2 separate regions of the Homo sapiens genome follow, and region 2 is linked to region 1. The links are chromatin contacts, found by Hi-C or POLR2A ChIA-PET in ENCODE. All regions are on one chromosome and are shown on one strand. The core of a region is the stretch at or near the end of the contact, and the rest is flanking DNA. Distances in the headings are between cores, read along the strand shown.

Region 1 (6,039 bases), core at 2,106-4,605:
TGTTTAAACTGCCTCACTCAAGGTCATGCCGCCTCCAAGGCAACCCATATCCAAAGAATGATCACTTGAGGATATAAAGTCCTGGCCCCTCGTCCAGCTCGGGACGTTTAAATGGCCATCCCAGCCCCAGAGCTCCTTATGGGGTTGCCTGAGGCCTTCCTTGGGACTGTATCTCAGTTGACTTCTGCCTAATCTTGCTTCCTGTAGTCCCTTCCGCAGGTGTTGAGTCTAAGCACTCCCTGGCAACCCTAGTCTCCATCTCAGAGTCAGCTTTGCACGAGCCCAACCTGTGAAACTTCTATGAACTTCTATGAAGCACGTGCTATGGAATGAGGGGGCCACTTCAAAGGGAAAGGGAAACCAGGATCACTGGGCAGATGGTTCACTATCTTGGAGTTGAGGCAAGTAAGAAAGTAGGGGAAATTTCTGAAAGCCCAGCAGAAAAGCAACTGTTGATTCTCAGCCAAAGCTTCAAGAGGGCAGAAGCCAAGCAATATTGATTTCCCTTCCTCCCCTTTTAATTAAAATACTCATGGACCCAAATAAAAGAGATGAAAAAGTTATAATGGCATTAGAAACTAGAGATACTGCTCAGGCCATCTGCTAGATATCAGGAAGAATGTCCATGTACCAAAGCCTGGATTGAGAAGCCCAGAGACATAACCGAGGGGCTCTAAGTGAGGGAGAGGTGAAAATGGGTTGAACCGCAGATTGCTAGCAATTTGTCTTCTCTAGGGAGTGGGGGGAAGTTCATTTTGAAGCTCAGAAGCCCAGTCTCCAAAGTTCCAGGGATTGATCTCTTCCAGTGAAAAGATGAATAAGCAAAAAACAACAAGTTATCAGAATGATGGGCTTGCTGCTTTGCATCTCCAGTAGTCCTCTCTAGGATGCAAATGGAAGGCTCGAACACTGACCATTTCCCCATGATCACAGGCATGGACCAGAGCTGAATACAGCTCTCCCTTTTCAAAGGTACTATTTAAAAAGTGGTGAGGGAAGCCTATGAAACATTACAAAATACAAATAGAGAATCTGATACCTAAGGACACACATTGGGAAAATACTTCTACAGGAAACCTAATTAATTTTAAAGAACAATACGTCTACACTCTCAAAGATTTGGAAAGATGTGGATCTTTTGAAATAAAAGATGAAATATGGAGAAGACAACAAACATGAAAAAGGAACTAAGATGGCATCAGATATCAAAAGAACTGTATGAGATAATGGAGTTGTTGCAAGACAACTATAAATACAATCACACAATTAAGTCATCACATTGATGGAAGAAAATTGAAGCAGTGATTCAGAGAATATCTTGAGAAGACCTCCCAAGAAGCATTTCCAAAGCTGGGAGGCGAAAATATAAATACAAAGGGCAGACACTAGAGAGTCAACAAAAAGATAATATTTATTCCTAAAACACAGGTCAGAACAAAAGCAATAAATTAATAATAAGAGAAAACTTTCCTGGTATGAAGATGTACCACAGTGTGCAGAATTCAAGAGCCCATCATATACCCAGCAAACGAAAAGTCATAGGAAAAATATCAACACCTAGACATATCTCGTTGAACCTTTTTTTAAAGTTCATTTTTTAAAGTGTTCTATATAAAGAACATTTGACCCACAAAAAAAAAAAATGTAACATTCTTCACCTTCATTTAGGGGCTGGGATCATGGATTGGAAGGAGGATTAGGATTATAGAAAGAACATGAGTGTCAAAGTTTGATCTACCATAGTAACTCCTTGTCAAAGCATGTCCTGGTTTTAGGAATCGCGAGTTGCACCCGATGTCCCCAGTAACTTCTTAGACTTCTCTGACCTGCTCATCCCTTACCTTTACGCCCTGTAAAGAATGGCTTCCCACCAATGCTGTTGTCAGCCCCATTAAATCTTTACATTGTTTTGGGTTCAGTACAACAGGCCACCATTGAATTGAACTCCGCTGTCCACACCTGTGAGGCATCGAATCTACTGGATCATCTGTGGAGTGTTTTTCTTTCAATTTGTAGCCATACCCAGAGGCATTAATTTTCTATTACTACTCTAACACATTAGCACAAACTTGTTGGCTTAAAACAATTTACATTTATTCTCTTACAGTTCTGGAGGCCAGAAGTCTGAAACGGGTCTCACTGGGTTAACATGAAGGTGTCGGCAGGGCTGTACCTCTTATGGGAGCTCTAGAGAGGAATGTGTTTTCTTGTTCTTTCTTCCTTCCAGAAGCCATGCACATCCCTGGAACGTGGCCCTCTGCCATCTTCAAAGCCGGTGACTGCTGGTGGAGTTTTTATCCCAACACATCACGCTGACCTTTCCTTCTACCTCCCCTTCCACATTTAAGGACTTTTGTGATTACATTGGTCCCACCTGGATAATCCAGGCTCATCTACCCCTCTCAAAGTCAGTTGATTAGCAAGCTTAATTCCATTTTCTACCTTAATTCTCCTGTGCCAAGTAACCTAAAGTATTCACAGCTTTCAGGGCCGTAGACATTGTTGGGGATCCACAACAGGCTTCTCCAATGTGGCTTCTGGCTACTTTACTTTTAATTAGCACCTCCAGGGAAGGGTGGTGATTAAAAAAAAAAAAAAAGGCAAAATGAACAGTAATCCTAGCACTCTGGGTGGCTGAGGTGGGAGGATTGCTTGAGCCCAGGAGTTTAAGACCAGCCTGGGCAACATAGTGTAAACCCCATCTCTATGACAACAACAAAAAAGGCAAAATGTCAACATCTCATTTATAATTAATAAAAGTTTGATGAAGGAAGAAAAAACACATGGCAAAAAATAGAGACCTGAGATCAAATCAGTGGTGATTAAATCAGAAAATGTATGGGAAATCCTTTAGCAAAAGGCCTGGCCCAGAACATCCTTGACTAAGTATTAGTTGATTATGAATCTGAAGTTGATACCCCCGTTCTTTTTATAGCATGCCTACTAGAGTGTGGTCTTTCATCCATTTTTGCTCAAATGTCACTGTTTCACAAAATTCCCATCATCTTTCTCTTTTCCTCCCCACCATCCTTAAAATGTTGTTTATATCTTTCAATATGGAAAGGCTGCCATGGAAAACTGTACTTAATTCTTGTGAACCAGGAATCTGCTTTCTGAGCTGAAATTATGTGCCCCTGATTTATAATTATTATTTCAATAAGGGGGATTGACAGAAGGCAAGAAACTATACAGTGAGCAAAAGTTGAAGAGATTCTAGCTGTTTGGGATAATAAGTAGGATTTGGCAGGCTGCCAAATTACCTAGGGAAGGTCTTATGACTCATGGCTACATTCTATCCTTCACTAAAGAATCTTATTGTAGGTTACTCAAGTCTTATCATGAGTTTCCTCAAAGTGTTGACATACTGATTAATACATAACCTACTGACATTGAAAAGGACATTAATTTGTTTCTGAATCGTTCCGTTTTACTGGTAACCTTGTGCATAAAACATTCTAGGCTATATGTTGTCATCTGTAGCCAACGGTTGTAATCTCTGCATTGTACCCTGCAATGAAAAGGACAACTCCAAAATGAGGAGTCTTCCTCCCTTCTACACTTTCTGATAAAAACATTCTAACTTGTAATGGACTTTGGAATACACCCAACTTTGTTGGTGTGTCTTCCCAGGTCAATCATCAAATCTGGCTTCCAATAAATCTTTGTCAAGTTATTTCTGTCTCAACAGCCTTCATTTCAGTTGGTAGTGAAGAAATCAACCTCATTTCTTAAGAAAATAGAGTTCCATTTCTACATGTTGTATCAGTTACAATTAGGTTCCACTGTGTAAAACAGAAACCCCAATAAAGAGACTCGAACACCTAGGGTTTCTCTTGCATGTAAAATATTTTAAAAGTTGGGCAGTTCCAGATTTGTGTGGCAGCTCCACAAATAAAACTACAATGGTGCCAAGCAAGGTAAATGTTTAATTCTTTCCTTTTAGTGGCCAATTTTCAAAATATGCTGTTAGAGCACTAGCTACCTCTGATGGTGAACAGTTTTTTTAATTTGTTTTGGATATGTATATTTTTCAGTATTATTTTGAACTCACAAATAGTATTATTCGGTACTCAGCATTATTTTGAACTCATAGATTTTTCTATGTTCAATGAGTTTCCATCAAATTTGGTGCTTAATTTGTCTCATCTATGGCCAGTTAGAAGTCCCTGCAGATTGGCTCCAGTCCTTTTGACATGACCCCATCAGACTGTGAGCATTTTCTTGCTTTCAGCACAAAAATGTGCCAGGGTCATTTTGTACACTCCTGCCCCATACCAGGAGTCAGCCATTTCTTCAAGGTGTCCTGGTTCCTTCTAGTGCGAATGGTATTTAGAGAACATCATCTGGAAATTGCTACTGGGTTATCATGGTTCTTAAAACTTTTCAGTGGGCAGAGCTATGAAATACGTATTTTTTAGAGAGGAAAAAAATCACAAGCTTATACTGGTATTTCCAATTTAAGTTAAGATTATAAAGGTTTTACTTAATATCTTTGATTTCAGGTTTGCAGCTAAAAAAATAGGTTACTAACAACATATTTTATGTAAATAGTACCAAAATATAAAACAGTATAACCATCAATAATAAGACTACTGATTTTGCTATGTTTGGAGGTTGAGAAAAAATAAGACTATCGAATATGTTTCACTTCTTTTTGCTTAGTATATACCCTAATATCCAGTGTTTTAATGTGAAATAATTCTTTTCAGTGTAGTTATGTCATCAACCTGATATACTGGTTATTTTGTTTGTGTTTTTTTTTCATCTTGGTGGTTACTTCTTTTTTTTTTACTTAGTTTTGTTTTTTAATTATATAAAACATTTACCTAGTCACCAAATGAAAATTAAAAATGAGGTATATTTAGGGAAGATGGCCAGGTGTGGTGGCTCATGCTAATAATCCTAGCACTCTGGGAGGCCGAGGTGAGTGGATCACTTCAGCCCAGGAGTTCAAGACCAGCCTGTGCAACATAGTGAGACCCTGTCTCTACAAAAATTAGAAAAAAATACCGGGCCTTGGCAGTGTGACTTGTAGTCCCAGCTACCAGGGTAGGCTGGGGTGGGAGGATCACCTGAGCCAGGGAAGTTGAGGCTGCAGGGAGCTATGATGGCACCACTGTACCCAAGCCTGGGCGACAGAGTGAGACTTTGTTTCAAAAAATAAATAAATTACTGAGTATATACCCAAACGAATATAAGTCATTCTATTAGAAAGATACATGCATGCATATGTTCATTGCAGCACTATTCACAATAGTAAAGACAATGGAATCAACACAAATGCCCATCAATGCTAGACTGGATAAATGAAATGTGTTACATATACACCATTGAATACTATGCAGCCATAAAAAGGAACGAGATCATGTCTTTTGTAGGAACATGGATGGAGCTGGAAGCCATTATCCTCAGCAAACTAATGCAGTAACAGAAAACCAAACACCACATGTCCGCACTTATAAGTGGGAGCTGAATGATAAGAACACATGGACACATGGAGGGGAGCAACACACACTGGGGCCTGCTGGGGGTGATGGGGGGAGGGAGAGCCTCAGAAAGAATAGCTGATGGATGCTAGGATTAATACCTGGGTGCTGGGTTAATCTGTGCAGCAAACCACCATGACATGCACGTGTTCACCCATGTAATAAACCTGCACATTCTGCACATGAACCCTGGAACTTAAAAGTTGAAGAAAAATAATTAATTAAATAAAAAATAATTTTTAAAAAGTCTAATTTTTTTTCCTTTTGCTCCCTTATATATTTTATTTTTGACTTATCCTTTTATTATTTTTGAAAATATAGACAAATGCTTATATATATATATATATATATTCAGATTTCCCTCCATTTTCGACACAAAGAATAGCATATTCTAAATACTGTTGTGCGCCTTGCTTTCTTCACTTAAAAATATATTCTAGAGATTACTCCATACCAGTAGATAGAAGGCTTCCTCATTTTTGTGTAAGGGGGCGGGGGGTGCTGCCTAGACCATCATATGTTTGTACCATAGTTTATTCAACCAATTCTCTAC
Region 2 (6,275 bases), core at 1,101-3,600, 50 kb before region 1:
AATTGCAGCTGCTATACTAGATGTGGTTCATTGTTTGAGCAAATTAACACATCTCCTGGTACCTGGTAACTTTTTCTTTACTCCTGTCCATAAGGCCCACCAGAGGCAATTTGCCTCTTACTCCTGTCCATAAGGCCTACCAGAGGCAATTTGCCTTCAGCCAGCAAGGCCAGCAATGTCTTGCTCACAGAGATTTTGATCACTTTTCCCTTCCACAAGATATCACACTAGTTCATTGCATCAGTGACACTATGCTAATTGGACCCAGTGAGTGAGAAGTAGCAAGCACTCGGGACTTATTGGTGAAACACTTTCATGTCAGGGTATGGGAAATAAATCCAACTAAAATTCATGGACCTTCTATATCAGTGAAATTTCTAGGGGTCCACTGGTGAGGGGCCTGTTGAAATATTCCTTCTAAGGTGAAGGATACATTGTTGCATTTGTCCCCTCCTACAACCAAGAAAGAGGTACAAGGCCTAGTGGGCATATTTGGATTTTGGAGGCAACACATTCCTCATTTGGGTGGGTTACTCTGGCCTATTTATTGAGCGACCCAAAAGGCTGCTAGTTTTGAGTGGGGCCCAGAGCAAATGAAGGCTCTGCAAGAGGTCTAGGCTGCTGTGCAAGCTGCTCTGCCACTTGGGCCATATGACCGAGCAGACCCAATGGTGCTTGAGGTGTCAGTGGCAGATAGGGATACTGTTTGGAGCCTTTGTCAGGGCCCCATAGGTGAATCACAGTAGAGGCCTCTAGGATTTTGGAGCAAGGCCCTACCATCTTCTGAAGATAACTACTTTCCTTTTGAGAGACAGCTTTTGGCCTGTTACTGGGCCTTGGTGGAAACTGAACCTTTGACTACAAGTCACCAAGCTACTCCACGACCTGAACTTCCTATCATGAACTGGGTGCTTTCTGACCCATCTAGCCATAAAGTTGGGTATGGACAACAGCATTTTGTCATTCAATGGAAGTGGTATATACATGATTGGGCTTGAGCAGGTCCTGAAGGCACAAGAGAGTTACATGAGGAAGTGGGTCAAATGCCCGTGGTCCCCACTCCTACCACCCTGCCTTCTCTCTCCCAGGCTGCACCCATGGCTTCATGGGGATTTCCCTATGATCAGTTGACAGAGGAAGACAAGACTAGGGCCTGGTTTACAGATGGTACTGCACAGTATGCAGACACCACCTGAATGTGGACAGCTGTAGCACTACAGCCCCTTTCTAGGACATGCCTGAAGGACAGAGGTGAAGGGAAATCTTCCTAGTGGGCAGGACTTTGAGCAGTGCACCTGGTCGTGCACTTTCCTTGGAAGGAGAAATGGCCAGATGTGGGATTATATACTGATTAGTGGGCTGTAGCCAATGGTTAGGCTGGATGGTCAGGGACTTGAAAGGAGCATAACTGGAAAATTGGTGACAAATGAATCTTGGGAAGAGGTATGTGTGTGGACCTCTCTGAGGGGTCAAAAGCCGTGAAGATATTTGTGTCCCACATGAATGCTCACCAAAGGATGACCTCAGCAGAGGAGCATTTGAATAATCAAGTAGATAGGATGACCCATTTTGTGGACACCACTCAGCCTCTTTCCCCAGCCAACCCTGTCATTGCCCAATGGGCTCATGAACAAAATGGCCATGGTGGCAATGGATGGAGGTTATGCATGGGCTCAGCAACATGAACTTCCACTTACCAAAGCTGACCTGGCTACAGCCACCACCGATTGCCCAATCTGCCAGCAGCAGAGACCAACACTGAGCCCTCAGTACGGCATCATTCTTTGGGGTGATCAGCCAGCTACCTGGTGGCAGGTTGATTACATTGGACCTCTTACACCATGGACAGGGCAGCAGTTTGTTCTTACTGGAATAAACATTTACTCTGGATATGGATTTCCCTCTCCTGCATGCAATGCTTCTGCCAAGATTACCATCCATGGACTCACAGAATGCCTTATCCACCATCATTGTATTCCACATACAATTGCCTCTGAAAAAGGAACTCACTTCACAGCTGAAGAAATGTGGCAGTATGCTCATGCTCATGGCATTCACTGGTCTTACTATATTCCCCATCATCCTGAAGCAGATGGCTTGATAGAATGGGAAGAATGGCCTTTTGAAGTCACAATCACAGCACCAACTAGGTGACAATACTTTGCAGGCCTGGGACAAAGTTCTGCAGAAGACGGTGGGTGCTCTGAATCAGCATTCAATGTATGAAACTGCTTCTCCCATAGCCTGTCTAGGAATCAAGGGGTAGAAGTGAAAGTGGCACCACTCACCGTCACCCCTAGTGACTCATTAGCAAAACGTTTGCTTCCTGTTCCTGCAACGTTACATTCTGCTGTCAATTAAGGCCTAGAGGTCTTAGTTCCAGAGGGAAGAATGTTGCCACCAGAAGACACAATGATTCAATTGAACTGGAAGTTAAGACTATCACCTTGCCACTTTGGGCTCCTCCTGCCTCTAAGTCAACAGGCTAAGAGGAGTTACAGTGTTGACTGGGGTGATTGACCCGAACTATCAAGATAAAATCAGTCTACTACTACACAATGGAGGTCAAGAAGAGCATGTCTGGAATACAGGAGATTCCTTAGGCCATCTCTTAGTATTACCATGCCCTGTGATTAAGATCAATGGGAAACTATAAAAATGCAATCCAGGCATGACTACAAATAACCCAGGCCCTTCAAGGATGAAGATTTAGTTCACTCCACCAGGTAAAAAATCACCAGCTAAGGGGCTTGCTGAAGGCAAAGGGAATATAGAATGTGTAGTAGAAGAAGGTAGTTATCAATATGAGCTATGACCACTTGCAGAAATGAGGACTGTAATTCCTGTTTATTTTGTTAAGAATATGTTTGTGCATGTTTACACCCATATTGAAGAAATATCTTCATTTACTTGCTTTTACCTTTATCATGTAACATAAGATTTATTGACTTCATAGCAGTATTTAAGTGCTAACTTTATGTAATAGCATTTAGGTTAAAGATTAGTGTGCTTTCGGTTGTATGAAGAATAGTTGTGTTCTGGTAGGTGTAATTATGACCTTCTTATTGTCTTTATTTGGAGATTAAGTATGATTTCAGGAGATGTATATGGGTGCCCAATTGACAAGGTGTGGACTTGTGAAATTAATGTTAGATGTCAACTTGATTGGATTCAAGGATGCCTAGATGGCTGGTAAAGTATTATTTCGGGTGTGTCTGTGAGGGGTGTTGCCAGAGGAGATCGACATTTGTGTCAGTGGACTGAGAGGAAGACCCACCCTCAATGTGGGGGGCACCATACAATCAGCTGCCAGTGTGACTAGAACAAAGCAGGCAGAAGAAGGTGGAATAACCTTGCTGGCTGAGTCTTCTTTCTTTTCTTCCTCCTGCCCTTGGACATCAGACTCCAGGTTCTTTGGCCTTTGGACTCTAGGACTTGCATCAGTGCCTTGCTGGGGGCTCTTGGGCCTTTGACCACAGATTGAAGCCTGTATTATCTGCTTCCCTGGTGTTGAGGCATTCAGACTTGGACTGACCTACTACCAGCTTCTCTCTTCCCTGGCTTGCAGATGGCTTGTCATAGGACTTCACCTTGTAATCATGTGAGCCAATCCTCCCTATTACACTCCTTTTCATATATACATATATCTTATTAGTTCTGTCCCTTTGGAGAACCCTGACTAATACAGATAGTGACCTGGTCACTTCCTTTTTTAAATCCCATAGTAAGAAGAACTTAACATTCCTGGCACTTTTCTCACTGACATGAAGAGAGAGTCTGATGAGGTGGGGACTTGCTGAGCCTGAGTTTCACGTAACCTTGTTGAGTCAGGTTTGTAATGCGGTCTTGGTTGTGCCATGAAACAGAAGCAAAGCTCAGAACAATCTTCTATTTCTTTCTCTTTAACAGCTCTGAGATGTAATTCACATAGCATAAAATGCACCCAATTAAAGTGTGCCATTCAATGAATTTTAGTATATTCACAGAGTTGTGCATCTATCATCAAAATCAAATTTATAATATTTTCATTACCCCCTAAACTTCCTGCACTCCTTGACCATCACTCCACAATTTTCCCAACCCCCACCCCCAACCCAAGAGTCTGGCAATCACTAATCTACTGTCTCTTTATAGATTTGCCTGGTATGGATATTTCATAGACATGCAGTCATAGAGTATATGGCATTTTGTGTCTGGCTTCTTTCACTTAGCGTAGTATTTTAAGGTTCATCCATGTTGTACCATGTATCAGTATTTCTTTTATGAAATATTTTATAAATATTCCATCATATGGATATACCACATTTTATTTATTCATTATCAATGAACATTTGGTTGTTTTCACCTTATGGCTATTGTGACTAGTGCTGCTGTGAACACACACATGCAAGTTTTTGTGTAGATATGTGTTTCCATTTCTCTTGGGCATACACTGAGGAGTGGAATTGCTAGGTTATACGTCAACCTGTTGTTTAGCCATTTGAGGAACTGCCAGACTGTTTCCCAAAGTGACTGCACCGTTTTAGAATCTCATCAGTGATGTGTTAGGGTTCCAATTTATCCACATCCTCCCCCACACTTGTTACTGTCTGTCTTTTTTATTATAGTCATCCTAGTGAGTGTGAAGTGCTGTCTCATGGTTTTGCATTTCATTTCCCTGATGGCTAATGATATTGAACATTTTTCATGTGTTTATTGGCCAATTTGTGTAACTTCTTTGGATAATTTTCTATCCATTTCTCAGTTCTTATCTGCCTCAGTTTCTCCTCTCAGGGAGAAAGCTATCCCAACACAACACTTCATCACTGGCTTCATTCACCTTGTTATAATTTACAACCTCCAGCAAATTATTAAAATAGATTTATAAAGCACCTGAATCAGCCAGTGATTACTTGTGTTTAATAGAGATTACTTGATTTTAATAGAGAGCTCAAGACTTCAATAAAGACTCAGAGAGCTGAAGTCCATTGCAAATGGACTTGTCTTTGGTTAATAGACTTACTTTATCCAAAGGAACCATTTAACTTTCAAGGCATTATTCCCAGGTCTATAACTCAGGATAAGGTCTAGCCACAGAATATCAGAGGAAGGATTCAGAATAGAAAGATTAATGAAATAGAATGGTCACATAGTATGGCTCAGAGCCTTTCAATACCCAAAAAGGGTAACCAACTATCAGGGGTTGCCTGGGACTGTCCTGGTTTTAAAATCAAAAGTCCTGGAAAATATCTCAGTCCTGAGCAAGCCAGTCAGTCGGTCACTCCAGAGCCATATTCATTCTCCAACTTATGTAGGCAATAGAGTTACAACTGAGTGTTAAAAGAAAAACCTAAGACAAATTAAACAGAGTTTAACTGAGCAAAGAATGATTCACAAATCTGGCAACTCCTGAACCTGAATAGGTTCAGAGAGTCTCCGGAGCAGCCACATGGTTGAAAATTGATGGACAGAAAAAGGAAAGTGACAGACAGAAAATGAAAATGAGGTACAAAACTGGCTGGATCAGTTACAGCTTGGCAATTGCCTTATCTGAATGCGGTTTGAAGAGTTGGCCGCCTTTGATAGGCCAAAACTCAGTGATCAACACAAGAGTAGTTTACAGTCTGTTTACAAATCCAGTGACACGGTTTGGCTGTATTCCCACCCAAATCTCATCTTGAATTGTAGTTCCCATAATCCCCACATGTCATGGGAGGGAGCTGGTGGAAGGTAATTGAATCATGGAGGCATTCATGCTGTTCTCATGATAGTGAATAAGTCTCATGAAATCTGATGGTTTTATAAAGGGCAGCTCCCCTGCACACACTCTCTTGCCTGCCGCCATGTAAGATGTGCTTTTGCTCCTCCTTCACCTTCTGCCATGATTGTGAGGTCTCCCCAGCTGTGCAGGACTGTGAGTCCATTAAACCTCTTTTTCTTTATAAATTACCCAGTCTAATTTTTTTTTTTTTTTTGAGACGGAGTCTCACTCAAGTTGCCCAGGCTGGAGTGCAGTGGCGTGATCTCAGCTCACTGCAAGCTCTGCCTCCTGGGTTCACGCCATTCTCCTGCCTCAGCCTCCTGAGTAGCTGGGACTACAGGTGCCTGCCACCACACCTGGCTATTTTTGTTTTGTATTTTTAGTAGAGACGGGGTTTCACCATGTTAGCCAGGATGGTCTCGATCTCCTGACCTTGAGATCCACCCACCTCCACCTCCCAAAGTGCTGGGATTACATCAGTCATTTCTTCATAGCAGTATGAAAATGGACTAATACATCCAGTTAGGTTACAGTT

The links. Hi-C counts contacts between places; a loop is a spot of excess contacts on that map. ChIA-PET counts read pairs that join two places held with the same protein, here RNA polymerase II (POLR2A). Pooled maps may share reads with other maps.
Region 2: a map of PC-9 shows a loop between it and region 1 (9-fold over the local background). The contact joins two enhancer-like sites. A Hi-C loop is called at or near these places in 5 of 168 maps with a recorded cell type or tissue (Caco-2, Calu3, DLD1 and 2 more) and 1 of 50 pooled maps. POLR2A ChIA-PET finds 5 or more read pairs at or near these places in 4 of 52 experiments (AG04449, BJ, CD8-positive, alpha-beta memory T cell and 1 more).

What each region holds. Positions count from the first base shown.
Region 1 is chr10:87,583,632-87,589,670 of GRCh38, reverse strand. No RefSeq gene overlaps it. Among named protein-coding and RNA genes, the nearest start is that of PAPSS2, 73 kb to the left of the region's middle. Within about 2 kb of position 3,355, at least 2 of the 41 ENCODE cell types and tissues checked have a DNase peak (open chromatin) inside an H3K27ac peak, as active enhancers do; they include PC-9, where a contact is called at or near this core.
Region 2 is chr10:87,631,951-87,638,225 of GRCh38, reverse strand. No RefSeq gene overlaps it. Among named protein-coding and RNA genes, the nearest start is that of PAPSS2, 25 kb to the left of the region's middle. RefSeq lists an enhancer at 941-990. Within about 2 kb of position 2,350, at least 6 of the 41 ENCODE cell types and tissues checked have a DNase peak (open chromatin) inside an H3K27ac peak, as active enhancers do; they include PC-9, where a contact is called at or near this core.